2 separate regions of the Homo sapiens genome follow, and region 1 is linked to region 2. Evidence: chromatin loops called from intact Hi-C (ENCODE). Cell type or tissue: K562. All regions are shown on one strand. Each heading gives the region's core, and the rest is flanking DNA. Links, peaks and the distances in the headings are about the cores only.

Region 1 (8,339 bases), core at 329-8,328, 55 kb before region 2:
AACTCAAAAAGTAAAAAGAAGTATTGATGTTATTTGCTTAATTTTACAGGGTTTCTTAGTGGGTCTCAATATGCAGAGGTTCAAGAAATACAATATAAGCAAATATATAAAAATTCCATTTTTTGGAGTTCCATTTAAAATGCTAAACTGACAATAATTTAATTGATTTCACAAGTTGAATTAGAAAAATTATGAACCTTTGTGTGATTTAGTGTTACATGTATGTGTGTCTCTTTTCATTTATGACTTGATCTTTGTGTTCATTTCTGCAGGAACCTGTGTTCAAGCCTTCGGGGAAAAATATTATAAACAAATTGGTCATCTTATTACAGAAAGGGAACTGAAATATTATCCAACTGTTTATAACAGCATCCTAAATTTAAGACAGGATTTCGTTTTGATTATTAAGCTCATCTTCTACATGGCAAAATATACTCATGAAAACAAATATAACCAGGCATCATTTTTGTATGTGTGTACAGAAAATGCTTATTATCCAAAATCAAGAAAATATAAGTTCAGGGACCACTCCATTAATATGGGTCCCTAAACAACATTTTAAAGTAGATTAAATGTAGGTTTTTAAGGGTTCATACCTTTCTCACAATAAACCAGGCCCTAATTGGCTGGTGTTGTACACAGGCGGAGGCTGGAGGAGGGAATGGAGGTTATATGATGGGTGCAGCAAAGCAGAAAAGAGTCAGGGTGAAATGTCATCAATTTCATGTTATCTAGAGTCAATACGAGGCAGTATAATATTCAAACGAGATTGGGTGCATTCGGGGTAGTATGGGTGTAGAAAAGATTAACTTTTCAGTTGAGCAGCACAATATTCAACCCGCCTTTTTACATCTTTTTTTTTTTTTTTTTGGCAGAAGCAGAAGTATCCATCACCATATTTATTGTAAAAAGGGATCTTCTCACAATATATGCAAAGTAGACAAATTTAAGAAACCCATAAAGGGACTGTTTCTAAACTGGTCACATTTGGTGTGGACAGGCAGGTGTGTAAGGAAACATTATGCTCTAAATTCTATAATAGATAGATGAACAAAACCCCATGAAAGACCTAAAGAAGAAAAAATTAGCACCAAAAGCAGGGATTGGAAAATCCTTTGTACACAGAAAATGTTACAACATTGGATTCCATAGTCCTAAACTTCAGACGAGGGTGAGGAAACAGTTACATGAAAATTACTGCTATTGTATTCTATTTCCAGTAATACCAGAGTAAGCACCCTGCAGACTGACTCATGTTCAGAAAATCAGTAAAAACCTTCATATAAGACAAATGCAGTAGGCAGACTCTGGTGGAGAATACATACTCCAAGCAGGGGAATCAAATGAAGTTAGTTCTCATTTTTTTCGACTGCTGGACACATGAGAAAAAAGGGATTCCTACTTGGTGAACCAAAAACTTAAAACCAGGGGATCCATGACCACAATAGAAATTGGGAAACTCACAGAATGAAAAGAGCCAGAAATAGAATGTTCAAAGTCTGTCCATCCACATCACTGAATAACTCTAAACCATGCATCAGTGTAACTGACTGAAAGCAGCACAGATAAAATCAAAAGATTTGAACAGAGACCCAAGCTAATGCCTAAAATGGTGTTTGTAGTTTAAGCCCAGCCAAGATAATTTCCTGCTGAAACAAAGGAAACAACATTAATCAGAGAAAAATAAAGAACCCAGAATCTCCACATGTTAACACTCATAATGTCTAAAACACAATTTAAAAGTACCTGACATATAAGGAAGCAGGAAAATAGAAACTGTTTTCAAGAGAAAAGAAATCAAGTCACTTATTTCAAGATGACCCAGATACTACAAAAATCAGGCAAGGATTTGAAAGCAGCATAGGTAACTATTCTCACTTAAGTAAAATTATATATACACATTATAAGTGAAAAAGATGGAAAATAGTAAGAATTGACTTTAGAGAGAAAAAATGATTAAATAAAAGAATCATGGTCAAAACATAAGCTACCTACAAAAGACACACTTTAAGCATAAAGATATAGATAGACCAAAAGTAAATGGATAGCTAGACCATGCAAAACAATATGCATAAAAATGCCAAAGTGGCTTTATTAATATCAGATAAAATAGACTTCAAGACAGAAAGTATTATCAGGGATAAGAGGGACATTTTATGATGATAAAAGAATCAATTAATCAAGAAGACACAACAATTATAAATGTATTTATACCTTATAATATCACTCAAAACAGTTAAGTAAAAATTAACCAAATTTAAAAAGAGAAACAAGACAATTCTACAATCATAGCTATAGATTGTAGAATCTATTATGTACAATCATAGTTTAACATCATTTTCTCAACAACTGATGAAACAACTATACAAACTCAACAAAGGAGCTGAATAACACTATGAGATACTTTGACTTGAATACTTATGGAACATTAAAAACATACAGAATACACATTCCTTTCAAGGGTACATAGTATATTTACCAATAGACCATATGATAGATCATAAAACAAGTCTCAATACCTTAGAAAAGACGGAAAACATACTCTGTACTGAAAACATACTCTGTGCAACAAACTGAGATTTACACTAGAAAATGATAATCATAGTAATCAGAAAAAACACCAAATATATGAAAATTAAGGAACATAATTCTAGTAATTTATTAAAAAGGAGAAATTACATGATAATCTATAATCTAGAGAAAAAGTTTTAAGAGAAATCAGAAAATATTTTGAATGATTATACAGTGTATAAAAATTTGAGAGATGCAGATAATGCAGTACTTAGAGGAAATTTTATAGCTTTAAATATTTGTCTTAATAAAGAAGAAACACACAAATCTGATCATCTGAGATTCCACCTTAAGAAATTACTACAAGAAACACTAATTAACCACAATGTATATAAAAAATAAATTATAGGAGCAGAAGTCAATGGAATAGAAAATGAAGAAATAATAGAAAAGTTATGAAGCCAAAAACTGGTTATTTACAGAGATTAAAGCAATTATATATTTAGAAAAATGATCTAGGGGGAAAAAGGAGAAATAAAATTATCAATACTAGGAATAAAAGAAGGGACATCGCTACAGATTATGCAAATAGTCAAAAGATAAGAAAATGCTATGAACAACTTTATGCCAATAAATTCGACAATCTACATGAAATAGACAAATTCCTTTAAAGGTAAAGACTACCAACTGATTCAGAAAAAATCTAAAACTCGAATATCTCTATATCAATTTTTTAAATGCAAATTTGATCGTCTCCAAGCCCACCCTCAGTTTTGATAATTTGCTAGAAGTTCTCACAGAACTCATGGAAGCTGTTATACTAATGGTTATCGTGGTTTATTATAGTAAAAGTACACAGATTAAAAATGAGCCACGGGAAGAGACTAGTGGGGCAGATTACAAGAAACTTCCAGGAGCAGAGCTTCAAGTTGTCCTCTGCCAATGAAGTCACAGACGGTGCTAATTTTATCCAGATATGATGCCTGTCAAAATATACAAAATATTGCCAAATCAGGAAAATTCATCCAAGCCTTGTTACCCAGAATTCTGGGGTGACTCAGCCATGTAGATATAGATGTCATTAACTACGCATGTGGCTGACCTTTAGGCTCTAGCACTTATACAGGTAGAATGGATATCATGTGGCTCAAAGCTCCACCATAAATTACCCTGTTAGACTACCAGACTACCCGGTGTGGCCCAAAGCCTCCAGATAAATAATGACACTCTTATCAGGCAGGACATTCCAAGGCTTAGAGATCACTCCTCAGGAGCCTAGGTCAAAAGATAGACTCCTATTTGGATAGGCAAATTATTTATTACACACTCACTAACAAAACCCCAGGTCTAGGTATATGTATTGATAAATACTATTAAATAGTTAAGAAATGAATAATACTAATTCTATAAAAACTCTTTTACTGAATAGAGAAGGAATACTTTTCATGTCATTTTAGTAGGACTGTAGAACTGTGATGCCAAAATGAGACAAAGACATTAGCTTCAAATATAAACAGAAAAATCCTTAACAAATACTAGCAAATTAAATCCAACAATACATAAAGAGGATAATACATTATAACCAAGTGGGATATATTCCAGCAATGCAATGTTGCTTCAACACTTGAAAAAACAATCAATATAGCTCCTCTAATTAATAGAAAAAAAAGAGAAAACCACAGGACCATTGAACTAGTTGAAGAAAAAACATCATCTGACATAATCTGATACTTGTTCATGAATAAAAGAAAACCTTAGCAAACTAAAAATAGAAAAAAACTTCCTCAAGCTAAAAAGAAATGTGAGAAAATAAACATTAAATTATACTCAACAGTGAATGGATCAATCTTTTCTACCTAGAATGAATAAACAAGGCAAGAATGTCTACTCATTACTTACTGTCAACATTGTCCTGCATCCTTAGCCAGAAAATTAAGGTAAGATAAAGGGCATACAGTTTGAAAGGGTAAAATCAAACTGCCCTTATTCAAAAATGCCATTAACAGTTTGCAGAAAAAATCCTAAGAAATCTAAAACAAAACAAAAACCCTGCTAAAATAAAAGTTAATTTAATAAGGTTAAAAGATACAAGGTCTATATACAGAAATAAGCAAACAAAAGCAAAAATTAAATTATACTTCTGTGTACTAGCAGTGACCAATTAAAAATGAAATTTTAAAAATGTCTACACATAATTTAATTGAAAAATTAAAATACATTGTAATAACTTAAAAGATATGCAAGTTTGGACACAGAAAACTGTAAAACGCTGCAAAATAAAGTTAAAGAAGATTTAAAATAATAAAGAGATATACAAGATTCATGAATCAGAAAAGTAGAGTTGGAACACTGACTTTTGATAAAGATGCCAAGGTAATTCCATGGGGAAAAATGGTTTTCTAAGAAATGGTGCTGAAACAAATGAATATCTGTATGAGAAAAAGTCAATTTCGACATCCCTTGCATCACAAACAAAAATGGATCATATATGATAAAGCTAGTAAGTATATAAAGAAAAACAGACAAAAACCCTATAATCTTGGCTTAGGTGAAGACTTCTTAAATAGGACACAAAAAGCACAACCCCTCGAAATGATGAAAATAATATTATCATTATTATTAAAATGACTTTAAAATTAAAACTTTTTCTCTTTTGAAGATGAAGGGATGAAAACAAAAAGGAGGTAGAAAAATCATCAAAGATGGTGGATTAGAGGCTGATTAAAGCTAGTGTATATATAACAAAAAAATTTTTTTAAACCTATAATATTGCATTAGGTCAAGGTTTCTCAAATAGGGCAAAAACAAAACAAAACAAAAAACAAAAAAACCCACAACCCTAAGAATGTTTTCTTTTTAAAAAATGAAGGTAAGTAAACAAAAAGAGAGAGAGAACATCACCAAAGAAGGTGGATTAGACGCTTTTAGCATACCTCAGCCACTTGGAAATAGCAAAATACTACATAAAGATCAAGTTTGTAAGCTTTAATTCAAGAAGACAGAAGTCACTGGAATCATAAAGGAGACCCCACATCCCAGGAAGGCGATTGCTAACAAAAAAGATCCTGTGATGCCATCCAACTGATAAAAGTAAGTGAAGCCCCAGTACATGAGAAAGGCAAAGAGCCTCCCTCTGTGACTCACTTTCCACTGGGGATTTGAGCAATCCAGGCCAAGGGAGAGCACTTTGTTACTCCCAAGTCCCGGAGCTAACTTGTGGAGAGGTTTGGAGACACTGTGAGGAAAAGACACCAGGAAAAGCTGCAGATATTTTCTCAGACCCCGGGGCCAGCAGCAGGATGCCATTTTAATCCAGGTACATACAAAGTCAGTCATTCTTGTGGTGGCCCAGTAGTGTGGCCATGCAGGCATTTTAGTCTTGGGTCAGAGATCAAAACACCTGCTCTGGAGTGCATCAGGGGCCTTCGCAGCTAGAACTGTGGAAGGCACCTCAGCAGAAGGAGATGGAATTGTGCAGCCCCCCACCAAAAGCCTGGAGTTGGAGGAAAGCTGCCACAGCTGCAGTTTCTTTGGGGTAGCAAGACTTGCAGCCAGGACCAGCTTGGTGACATGGTACTGTATGTGCTGGGTGCTCCAGCCAGCTCCCCTGAGATCATAGTGCCACAGGGTCCTCTCCACTTTAGCCTCAGGCAGACATCCAGACATTTAGAACACTTGTTTGCCTGGACCAGCAGGCTGAGTCATCTCATCCTTCACAGACATAAACTGTGATGCAGAGGGGCCTTCTGTGTTTCATGCACAGGCAGATCTCCAAGTATTTGGAGCACCTGCTTACTGGTATTAGCAGCCTGAGCTCCCACATCCTTCCTGTGCAGAGATCCTGGTGCAGGGGAGGCCCTTTCTGCTACACATGCAGGCAGATCTCCAGGCATTCAGAACCCATGCTTGTCTAGTTCCAAAGCCTGAGTTGGCCCACCTTCCTGTGCAGAGATCGTGGTGCAGAGGGGTCCTTTCTGCTCCATGCTCAAGCAGATCTCCAGGCATTCAGAGCACCCACTCACTTGGATAAACAGCCTGGTAAGTCCCACCCTTCCTGTGCAGAGATTTGTGTGGAGAGAGGCCCTCCCCAACCATGCCCAGGCAGATCTCCAGGCATTTGGAGCACCCATTCTCCTGGATTAGGAGTTTAGGCTGTCTCCCATCCTTATGCAGAGAACTTGGGGATAGGAAGATTCCCAGCTCCACACCTAGGCACACTTTTGGGTGCTTGGTGGCCACCCAGTGGATTCTCCCTCAGTACTGGTGATCATGGCTGCCATCAGGGAACCTGTAGGGGGACCTATCTGGTCTGGCTCTGCCCATCATGGTCCCTGCCACAACAAGACAGATCAGGGAGCTCAGACCACTGTGCATTCTATGAATCACCCCAATGCCTGAGGCAACAGAGACCGTCTGTCAGTAAACAAAGATCAAGAATATGCTTAGCCATGTTGGATATATCACCAGACTGTCCAAAGTCAATATTAAAGAAAGTGTCTTAAAGGCAACTAGAGACAAAAGTCAGATTATGTACAAAGGGAACCTCATCAGGCCAAAAGTGGACTTCTCACCAGAAACCTTACAAGCTAGGAAAGATTGGGGGCCTATTTTCAGCATTTATAGAGAAAAGAAATCCCAACCAATAATTCCATATTCTATCAAACTAAGCTTCGTAAGTGAAGAATAAATGAAATATTTTCCAGACAAGCAAGTGCCAAGAGAATTTGTTACCACTAGACCAGCCTTGTGAAAGATCCCTAAGAATGTTCTAAATATAGAAACAAGAGAATGATGCCTGCTACCACAATAACACATATACATAGTGCACATACATATATACATACATACACAGAATACATAGGGTACATAGCCCACAGACCCTGTGAAGCAACCACACAATAGAAACTACAAAGCAACCAGCTAACAACTTCACAGTAGGATCAAAACCTCATATTATCAATATTAACCTTGAATGTAAATGGTCTAAATGTCCCACTGAAAAGTCACAGATTGGCAAGTTAGATAAATATACAAGAGTCATCCATGTGCTGTCTTCAAGGGACTTATGACACATGTAATGACACCCATAGGTTCAAAGTAAAGAGTTCACAAAAGATCTACCACACAAAAGGAAAACAAAAAAGAACAGGAGTCACTATTGTTATATCAAATAAAACAGACTTTAACCCAACAACATCAAAAAAAAAAAAGACCAAAAAGGGCATTACATAAAGATAAAGATTTCATTTCAACAAGAAGACTTAACTATCCTAAATATATATGCACCCAACATTGGGGCACCTAGATTCATAAAACAAGTACTTCTAGACCTACAAAAAGACTTAGCCACACAAAAACAGTGGTGGACTTCAACACCCAACTGACAGAATCATATAGATCACTGAGGCAGAAAACTAACAAAAAACCTCTGGGCTTAAACTTGACACTTGACTACTGGACCAAATAGATATCTACAGAATAGCCCACTCATCAACTACAGAATATACATTCTTCTCTTCTGTACATAGAACATACTTCAAGTTCTACCACATGTTTGGCCATAAAGTGAGTCTCAAAAAATTTTTAAAAATCCAAATCATATCAACCATACTCTTGAACCACAGTAAAGTAAAAATATAATTCAATATAAAGAAGATTTCTTAAAACCACACAGTTACATGAAAATTAAACAATTTTCTCCTGAATGACTTTCGGGTAAACAGTGAAATTAAGGCAAAGGTCAAAAAATTATTTGAAATAAATGAAAACAGACACAACATACCAAAATCTCTGGGACACAGCAAAAGCACTGGCAAGAAGAAAGTGTA
Region 2 (8,339 bases), core at 326-8,325:
CGTGTGTTGTGGCGAGCGCCGGTAGTCCCAACTACTCGGGAGGCTGAGGCAGGAGAATGGCGTGAACCTGGAAGGCAGAGCTTGCAGTGAGCCGAGATCACGCCACTGCACTCCAGCCTGGGCAACAGAGCGAGACTCTGTCTCAAAAAAGAAAAAAAATTTTCTCCCGTTCTGTAGGTTGCCTGTTCACTCTGATGGTAGTTTCTTTGGCTGTGCAGAAGCTCTTTAGTTTAATTAGATCTCACAAAGGGCTAATATCCAGAATCCACAAAGAACTCAAACAAATTTACAAGAAAAAACAAACAACCCCATCAACAAGTGGGTGAAGGATATGAACAGACACTTCTCAAAAGAAGACATTTATGCAGCTAAAAGACACATGAAAAAATGCTCATCATCACTGGCCATCAGAGAAATGCAAATCAAAACCACAATGAGATACCATCTCACACCAGTCAGAATGGTGATCATTAAAAAGTCAGGAAACAACAGGTGCTGGAGAGGATGTGGAGAAATAGGAACACTTTTACACTGTTGGTGGGACTGTAAACTAGTTCGACCATTGTGTAAGTCAGTGCGGCAATTCCTCAGGGATCTAGAACTCGAAATACCATTTGACCCAGCCATCCCATTACTGGGTATATACCCAAAGGATTATAAATCATGCTACTGTAAAGACACATGCACATGTATGTTTATTGCGGCACTATTCACAATAACAAAGACTTGGAACCAACCCAAATGTCCAACAATGATAGACTGGATTAAGACAATATGGCACATATACACCATGGAATACTATGCAGCCATAAAAAAGGATGAGTTCATGTCCTTTGTAGGGACATGGATGAAGCTGGAAACCATCATTCTCAGCAAACTATCGCAAGGACAAAAAACCAAACACCACATGTTCTCACTCGTAGGTGGGAACTGAACAATGAGAACACTTGGACACAGGAAGGGGAACACCACACACCGGGGCCTATTGTGGGGTGGGGGGAGGGGGGAGGGATAGCATTAGGAGATATACCTAATGTAAATGACGAGTTAATGGGTGCAGCACACCAACATGGCACATGTATACATATGTAACAAACCTGCACGTTGTGCACATGTACCCTAAAACTTAAAGTAAAATTAAAAAAAAAAGTAAAAGGACATAAAAAGAAATAACATGCTAACACTAATCAAACAAAGGTAGGAGTAGATATATTAATTTCAAACAAAGAACAAGTACTTTAGAACAAGTCATGTGATTAGGGATAAAGAGGGACATTGCATGATGATAAAATGGTAAATTCTTCTAGAAGATATAACAATCCTAAACTTTTATGCTTCTAACAACAGTTAATTAAAATGTAATAGGCAAAAACTGACATAACTTAGAGGACAAATAGAGAATTCAACGTTTATATTTGTAGACTTTAACACCCATCTCTCAATAATTGGTAGATCAAGGAGGCAGATTATTAGTAAAGATATAGAAGACCTGAACAGCATTCTTATCAATTTGATCTAATTGTAACTTATGGAACACTCCATTCAATGACAGACGAATACATCATAATCGTGAGAGCACATAGAAGATTTATGAAAATAGACCACACCTTTAGCCATAAAACATACATTGACAAATATCAAAGAATGGAAACCAAAATACATTCTCTGAACACAATGGATTCAAACAAGAAATTAGTAACAGAAAGATAGCTGTAAAATCCCCATGTCTTTTGATATTAATAAAAATTCTAAATAACCCATGAGTCAAATAAGAAGTTTAAAGATAAATTTTAAAATATTTGTAAAATACATGAAAATAAAAGTATAGCTTCTCAAAATCTGTGGGGAGCAGCGGAAGAAATGCTTAGAGGGAAATGTAAAGCGCTAAAAGCACATAAGAGGAAAAAGGAAATATCTAAAAATCAATAATGTAAGCTTCCACCTCAGGAAGTTAAAGAATAAAGAGCAAACTAAACCTAGAAAAAGCATTAAAAAAGGAAATAAGAAGCAGTAGAGAAGATATCAATAAAACTAAAAAAAGAAAGACAATGGAGAAAATAAATCTAAAAGCAGTTTCGTTGAAAATATCAACAAAATGTATCAAACTTTTGCCAACCTACCCTAACAAAAAGAGAAAAGACATAAATTACCAACAACAGGAATAAAAGAGGTCATTGCACTCATCTCATGAATATTAAAATAATAATAAGGAGTTACATAGAATATCTCTTCATATGTGCTTGTGGGAATGCAGAATGCAGAATGATACTGTCACTTTGGAGAATAGTTTGAGTTTTTTATTCAGCTAAGCATATATTACTTAGCAACTGTTCTGTGGCATTTACCATAAAGAAATAAAATCTATGCTTACATAAAGTGTGTACACAATGGTTATAGCAACTTTACCAAAGTTGCCAAGACCTGGACACAAGCTACATATTGCATGATTCCATTCATATGACATTCCAGAAAAGGCAAATTTACAGGAAAATAATACATCAGTGGTTGCCAGGAACTGCCAGGTAGAGGGTGGAGGGTGGGGTGTTCACTCTAGAGTGGCACAGGGGAATGGGGATGGTGACAGACTCTTTAATATCCTGATTGAGTTAGTGGTTATTAATGCACATCAAAAAGAGTGAAATTTGCTTCATGTTAATCTGAAAAGGTGAATTAAAAAAAAATCCAAGGCTTTGGTTACCTGGAAGTATCATGTGAGCCTGCAGTTTCAGTGAATACAAAATGAAACCAAACACACAACATCAGCAGCCAAACAAATGAATCACACACATTTTGGCTGTGTTTTAAAAACTTGAATATCTATATTGAGAGACTTAACAGTGATATTCTTGAATGTTTTGGCTAAATTGTGCCCCAGAACAACCCCAAAGAATGCTCTGTATTTGAAAGTGACTAAGTGATCATTTTAAAGCTGTACAGCTGGTGAGTAGATGAGCCTTAACTCTCCATCCCGTGTTCTTACGTGGTATTTGTCAAACACACCTGAGGTATTTACTGTGCCAAATTCCTTTTTCTATACCTTACATAAATCATGCAGAGAATGACAATTTAGACAATGAGAGATCTTAAAACAATATTGAAAGAGAAATGGTTAATAAAATGAGTAACACATGGTCTTCAGAGAAGAGATTTTTAGGTGTGGGAAGAGGTCATAAGAACAGTTTTCAGAGATGGGAGAAACTTATAGAAATACTAGGCTTGTCTCACACATTAGTGAGTGTCCTATTATTGAAAAAATTCAAGTAGAATGCATGATGAGTGCCAGAGATCTTATGAAAAGGATAGGGAATGCTTGATGACTACTGAAATCCCTTTAAATTCTTCACATTCTTGGATTTGAAGTGAAACTCTTTATTGATGAGGTGGTCTGTCTTGTAAAATAGCGAGTCCTTTTTCACGTTTTCAAGATGAGTCTCGGGAATCCAGCCTCAGACAGGAGGTTGGCCCAGACGACTCCCAGGTTTCCTATCAATCTAGGACTTGGTGATGTCTATCTGGAATGTTAAACACAGAAACGTTTTCACTGGGTAATAAGTTAATGTTGGTGATTGTGTTTAACTCTAATGCTGTACAGGTCTTGTGAAACAATAAGAAAAACCTAGCGATTCTGTTTAATTCAGATTTAGTGAAAAACAAAACAAAAACCTAGTGAGCTCAAATTAGGAGTATGAAAGCAGAAAACTATGAACTTTTGTTTTTCCAACTTCACTTTCCTACTGCTGTATTCAAAAACATACAAAAGTAGATGCAGAGTTCAAAGAAGAATATTGGTCAACAACAGTTCTATCCCTAGATGAGCCTCTGAGGCAGAAGAGCAATGATACACAGAAATAATGAGAGGAGATTTCTATCCACTCAGTATATTTTCACCTGAGAAAAGAACTGTCCTAAATAAAGGGATGGAAGCATAACCCCCCATCCCATCAACACACACACGCTCACCCATGTGCGCGCGCACACACACACACACACACAGAGGCATATGAACAAACACAAAAGCATGCACACTTGGTGCAGATTGTAAATGGATCATTCACCTCTGCATTAGCATTCTGGCTCTATATTTCTCAGCACAATACAGTTGAGATGAGGAGATTTCTCCTCAAGGAAGAAAATGTACATAGTATGGCAAGGATAATTCACCTAACAATTCAGAAAGAAAGGAAGAAACAAGCATTAATTGGATAATTAATTTTCCTTCAGCTAAGTCATTTAATTTTCATGTCAACCAAGGTCTCTCTTATCCCTAAATCTACAGGTTTTCCAACATGTTCTATTCTTATATTCTAGGCGTCTAACTTGTTCTCTGCCTCTCCTGCCTTATTTTTCTCTGTGATTCTCTTTACTTTGTTTTCTATTGATAATTCCTCAATCTCACCAATTCTACCTATCTGTATAACTGGACAGCAGGGTTATACTGCATCTAAAATTGGATTTTATTAGTTTATATTTGTTTCTGCCACTTAACCATTTAATCCAGAAAAGTTGCCTAACTTTTCTCTCTGAGCCTCAGTTTCCTCATGTGAATGAAGCCAATAATAGTATTATTTTCGAAGGTTTACTGTGAATACATATGTAAAGCACTTAGAACTATGCCTGCCATTTTATTTGCAATTCTTCCTCCTCTTTTTTTTTTTTTTTTTTTTTAGCTAGAAGGGACTTTTTATTGAAAGGCGAGGCTCCGGCCTCTGATGGGAGCTACAACTGGATCTCGCGGAACGCCCGCTTCTCCCCCAGCTTCACCTTGTACCTGGGTTTGAACTTGGCTCTCTGTCGAGGCTGGATCATATTCCTCCTCTGGAAGCTCTTGAACCGGCCTCGAAGGATGTCGCCCTCGGGCTTCAGGGTCCTGAGCGAGTCTGCCAGCTCCGAGCTCAGCTGCACGTCGATGTCAGGTGCCTGGTACTTGAGCCGCCCCAGCCTTCGGGGCTTGTCAGCCTCGGCCTTCCGCCGTGCCTGCCGCTGCCTCCGCCGCCGCGCCAGCTCCGCCAGCCTCAGGGCCACCTGGGCCTTGATCCCGCGCAGCAGGAACACCTCCCGGTGCCGGGGCCGGAGCCTGGCAGTCCGCAACGCGGCCTGCTGTACCCGCAGCCTGCGCGCAGCCTTCTCCCGCCGCCGCTGCTGCTCCGTCTCCTTCTCTGTGGCGGCCAGGCGGGTGGGCGTGGGACAGACCTCGGCATCCCCAGCCTCCGGCCCCTCGCCCTGGCCTGGCTCCCCCGGACCCTCTGACTCCTCCAGCAGCCCCTCGCACGGCTACCTGGAACGTGGACTCCTGGGTGGCGGCCTGCTCTGTGGCGGGCAGGGCCAGCTGCCGCTCCAGCTTCTCCGCCTCCTTCTGCCGCTGCAACTCCACCTCGTGGGCCGCTGAGAGCAGGGTCTGGTGGTCTTCAAAGTACGGGTTGTAGGAAGCTCCGGCAGGCGCCACCTCCACGGCGGGTGCCTGGGACGGCTTGGTGTGCAGGCGTGGTGGCCGCTTCACTCCTTTCTTCTTGGTCTGCTCCAGGAAAAACTCATCCTGGCCAAACAATGGCCAGTCCAGGGGGTTGTCTGATGCCCAGAGTTCGTAGAAGGGCCGCTCCACGGTGTCCTGGGGCCCGGGCTTGGCCCCGGCTGTGGGAGGGTTGAGGAGCCGGGCCTGGGCCCTGCGCACCTCCCGGGGCAGCTCGCCCTGCTTGGCCAGATTCTCCCATAGCTGCTCCTTCCGCCTGAGCTTCTTGGCGTTCGGGACCTGGTGGGCGAGGACGTCTTTGGGGGCAGGGACTTTGGATGTGTCTCGAGGATGAGGTCAACCCGAAGGGGTTTCTTGAGAAGCAGTGACTTCTTCTGGACTTTGGTTCTCTTCTTAGCCCTTTTTCCTTGGAGCCGGTGTCCACGAAGAAGAGTTTTTCATTTGGGGCCTCTCTCAACAAGCCACCGCTCATGCGCCCCTGTAGCCGCACGTCTTCCAGGAACTGGTCAACCTCCAGCCCCAGCGGCTCCTGCGCAAGCCTCCGCCAGTCCCACTTCTTATTTCTTGGGCCTCGCCGCCGCCGCCGCCTCAGCGCTGGGTCCGCCGAAATGGGCCGCAGCCCCAGGAAACCAGAATCGTTATCGCTTTTCGAGCTGTGCTTCCCACCAACGCCACTGCCTCCTGCCGCCATCTTGTCAAAGGCCCTCCTCTATCTTATTTCTTACTGCTTCCTTTTCTCTTTTGAAATATATACATTTTAATCTATTATATCAAGTTACTTAAAAATATCTACCAGAAACATGAAAAATGTGCTATGAATAGTAAAATTTGGCATAACACTGAGTTCATTAATTCACAATGTGGATCTCCTTTATATAACAAATAAATACAAGAATATGTAACAAATAAGATATAACAAGATACAAGACTAAGAGATGAGCAGCCATGGTGGGAAAGAGGTATCTCATATGTATTCACGGGAAGGCGAGATTTTGAAGGATTAGAAAAGTTGTTGAAATGGAACTGATAACGTAAGAAAGGAGTCACATTCCAAGCAAAAATCCCACTTACAAATTTCCATTTAATATAAAATACAAAGGTTATGGTATTTATCCAATGCTGTTTGTCAGTCCCTTCAGTTTACATAATTGACGTAATTCTTTTGAGAACTAACCGTTCAATGACGTCTGTCAGTCTTCGAAAATAAAATATGAAGACAGACACAAGACAAGATGGCGACTAGATGCAGCCAGAAAGTGCTGCTCCCATTAAAAGAGATCAAATTGTCAAACAAACCAACGTAATTTGGGCAGGTCTTTTGAGAAAACATTGAGAGTGGATAGAGGTAATGCTGAAGCCCATGCTGGAAAGGGAGGGAGATGGGAACCCTGTGTGGGGTACGCTTAACACTAGGGTTAGTAGTTCCTGGCCCTTAACAGCTCCTGGGCAAGAGATGAGTTAGGGAACTGAGGGGTACCTCACTCTTGCTGAAGACCTCTGGAATCCTAGATACAGGGGGCCTCACACCCCCCATAGTTGTGTGAGCTGGTATTAGGATGTCCCTGAGGAGCAAACAGAGACAGGTGTTTGGACAGTGTGGAGCTTGGGAGCTTTCGTATACTGAAAAGCTCTGGCAGAGTGTAGTCATAGACATCAATCCCCCAGGGTACCCCATCTGCCTCTGGAAGGCTGTCACCCCAGCTGACCACTGAGCCAACGGGGAGTATGGCCAGTTCTCCTGTGGGACTGGGGCACATCTGTTCTGAAAACCCTTCTGCCTGCTGGTCCATCTCAAGGCCCATGCCCAGCCACCCTGTAGGAGCGGGTGCATAGAGCAGCCTCACAGCCCAGTCTGGACGCATAGCTCCACCAGAGTACTTTTTGGGTAACCAGGGAACACATTGGTTTTCCCAGTGCAATTGGAGCCTGATTCCAAGTCACAGGACATCCTGTTGCCCACAGGATTGTGATTCATAGCTCAGGAGTACTGAGCCCAAATCTGTGGCCAGCATTTGAGCAGAGGAGGAGCCTCTCAGAGCACTGAAGGGGTGAGATGTGCAGGTTCCTGGGCCAGGATGTTCATGGAGCATGCCTCCCTCCACAGGGCTGGTCCACAAAGGGTGTGGCCTGTCTCCCTGCCACAGCCTCAGCCCTAGGGAACCCTGCAGCCTGGGACTTCTCACAAAAGAAATGCAGATGGGGCACCAGTGACCAGAGAAGTTCCCCTCAAGGCCCAGGAGCAGGCCTGGCAGGGCCATCTGTCTCTCCACCCCACCACAGAACACGCCTATGAACACAAGAAAGTACAAAAGAGGCATGCAGCTGTGTATTAGCCTAGCTGCTGGCCATTGCTCTTAATTGCCATCTACTGCCTCACAGCCCAAACTAAAATACCAAAAATTATGCTGCTAATATATACACCTGTGAAACTAAGCACAATAATTCACCCACAAATAAAGATCATATACAGAGTCCTGGCCTCCTGAAAGCATGCAGAAATGAAGCCAACCGACTATACGCAATTTATACCACAGTTGAAGGAGCACCAGCACTCCCAGATGAGAAAGAATCAGCAAGAACTCTGGCAATTAAAAAAGCCAGAGTGTCCTGTTACCTTCTCATGAGTTCACTAGCTCCTCAGCAATAGTTCTTAACCAGTCTGAAATGATTGAAATGACAGACATATAATTCAGAATCTGGATGTCAAGAAAGCTCATCAAGATTCAGCAAAAAGTTGAAACCCAGTTTAAGAAATTCAAGAAATCTGGAAAAATGATCCAACAGCTGAAAGACAAAATAGTCATTTTAAGAAAGAACCACACTGAACTTCTAGAGCTGAAAAAATCTCACCACAAGAATTGCAGAATACAAT

The links. A loop is a pair of places that touch in the nucleus more often than their neighbours do. Peaks named below come from ENCODE experiments on the same cell type or tissue, not always from the same donor. Only the 100,000 strongest peaks of a DNase experiment are listed, where the experiment ranks them.
Region 1: it touches region 2 in a loop (2.5-fold over the local background); 5 of 110 quality-filtered maps call a loop at or near these places.

Annotation. Positions count from the first base shown.
Region 1 is chr15:94,908,254-94,916,592 of GRCh38, reverse strand. No RefSeq gene overlaps it. Among named protein-coding and RNA genes, the nearest start is that of LINC02852, 320 kb to the right of the region's middle. In K562, for the core only: no CTCF peak of the experiment used is centred there; a DNase peak (open chromatin) is centred at 3,652.
Region 2 is chr15:94,853,293-94,861,631 of GRCh38, reverse strand. It overlaps the pseudogene LOC440311. Among named protein-coding and RNA genes, the nearest start is that of LINC02852, 270 kb to the right of the region's middle. RefSeq lists an enhancer at 5,180-5,680. In K562, for the core only: no CTCF peak of the experiment used is centred there; DNase peaks (open chromatin) are centred at 3,941, 5,681 and 6,021; H3K4me3 peaks cover 4,396 bases.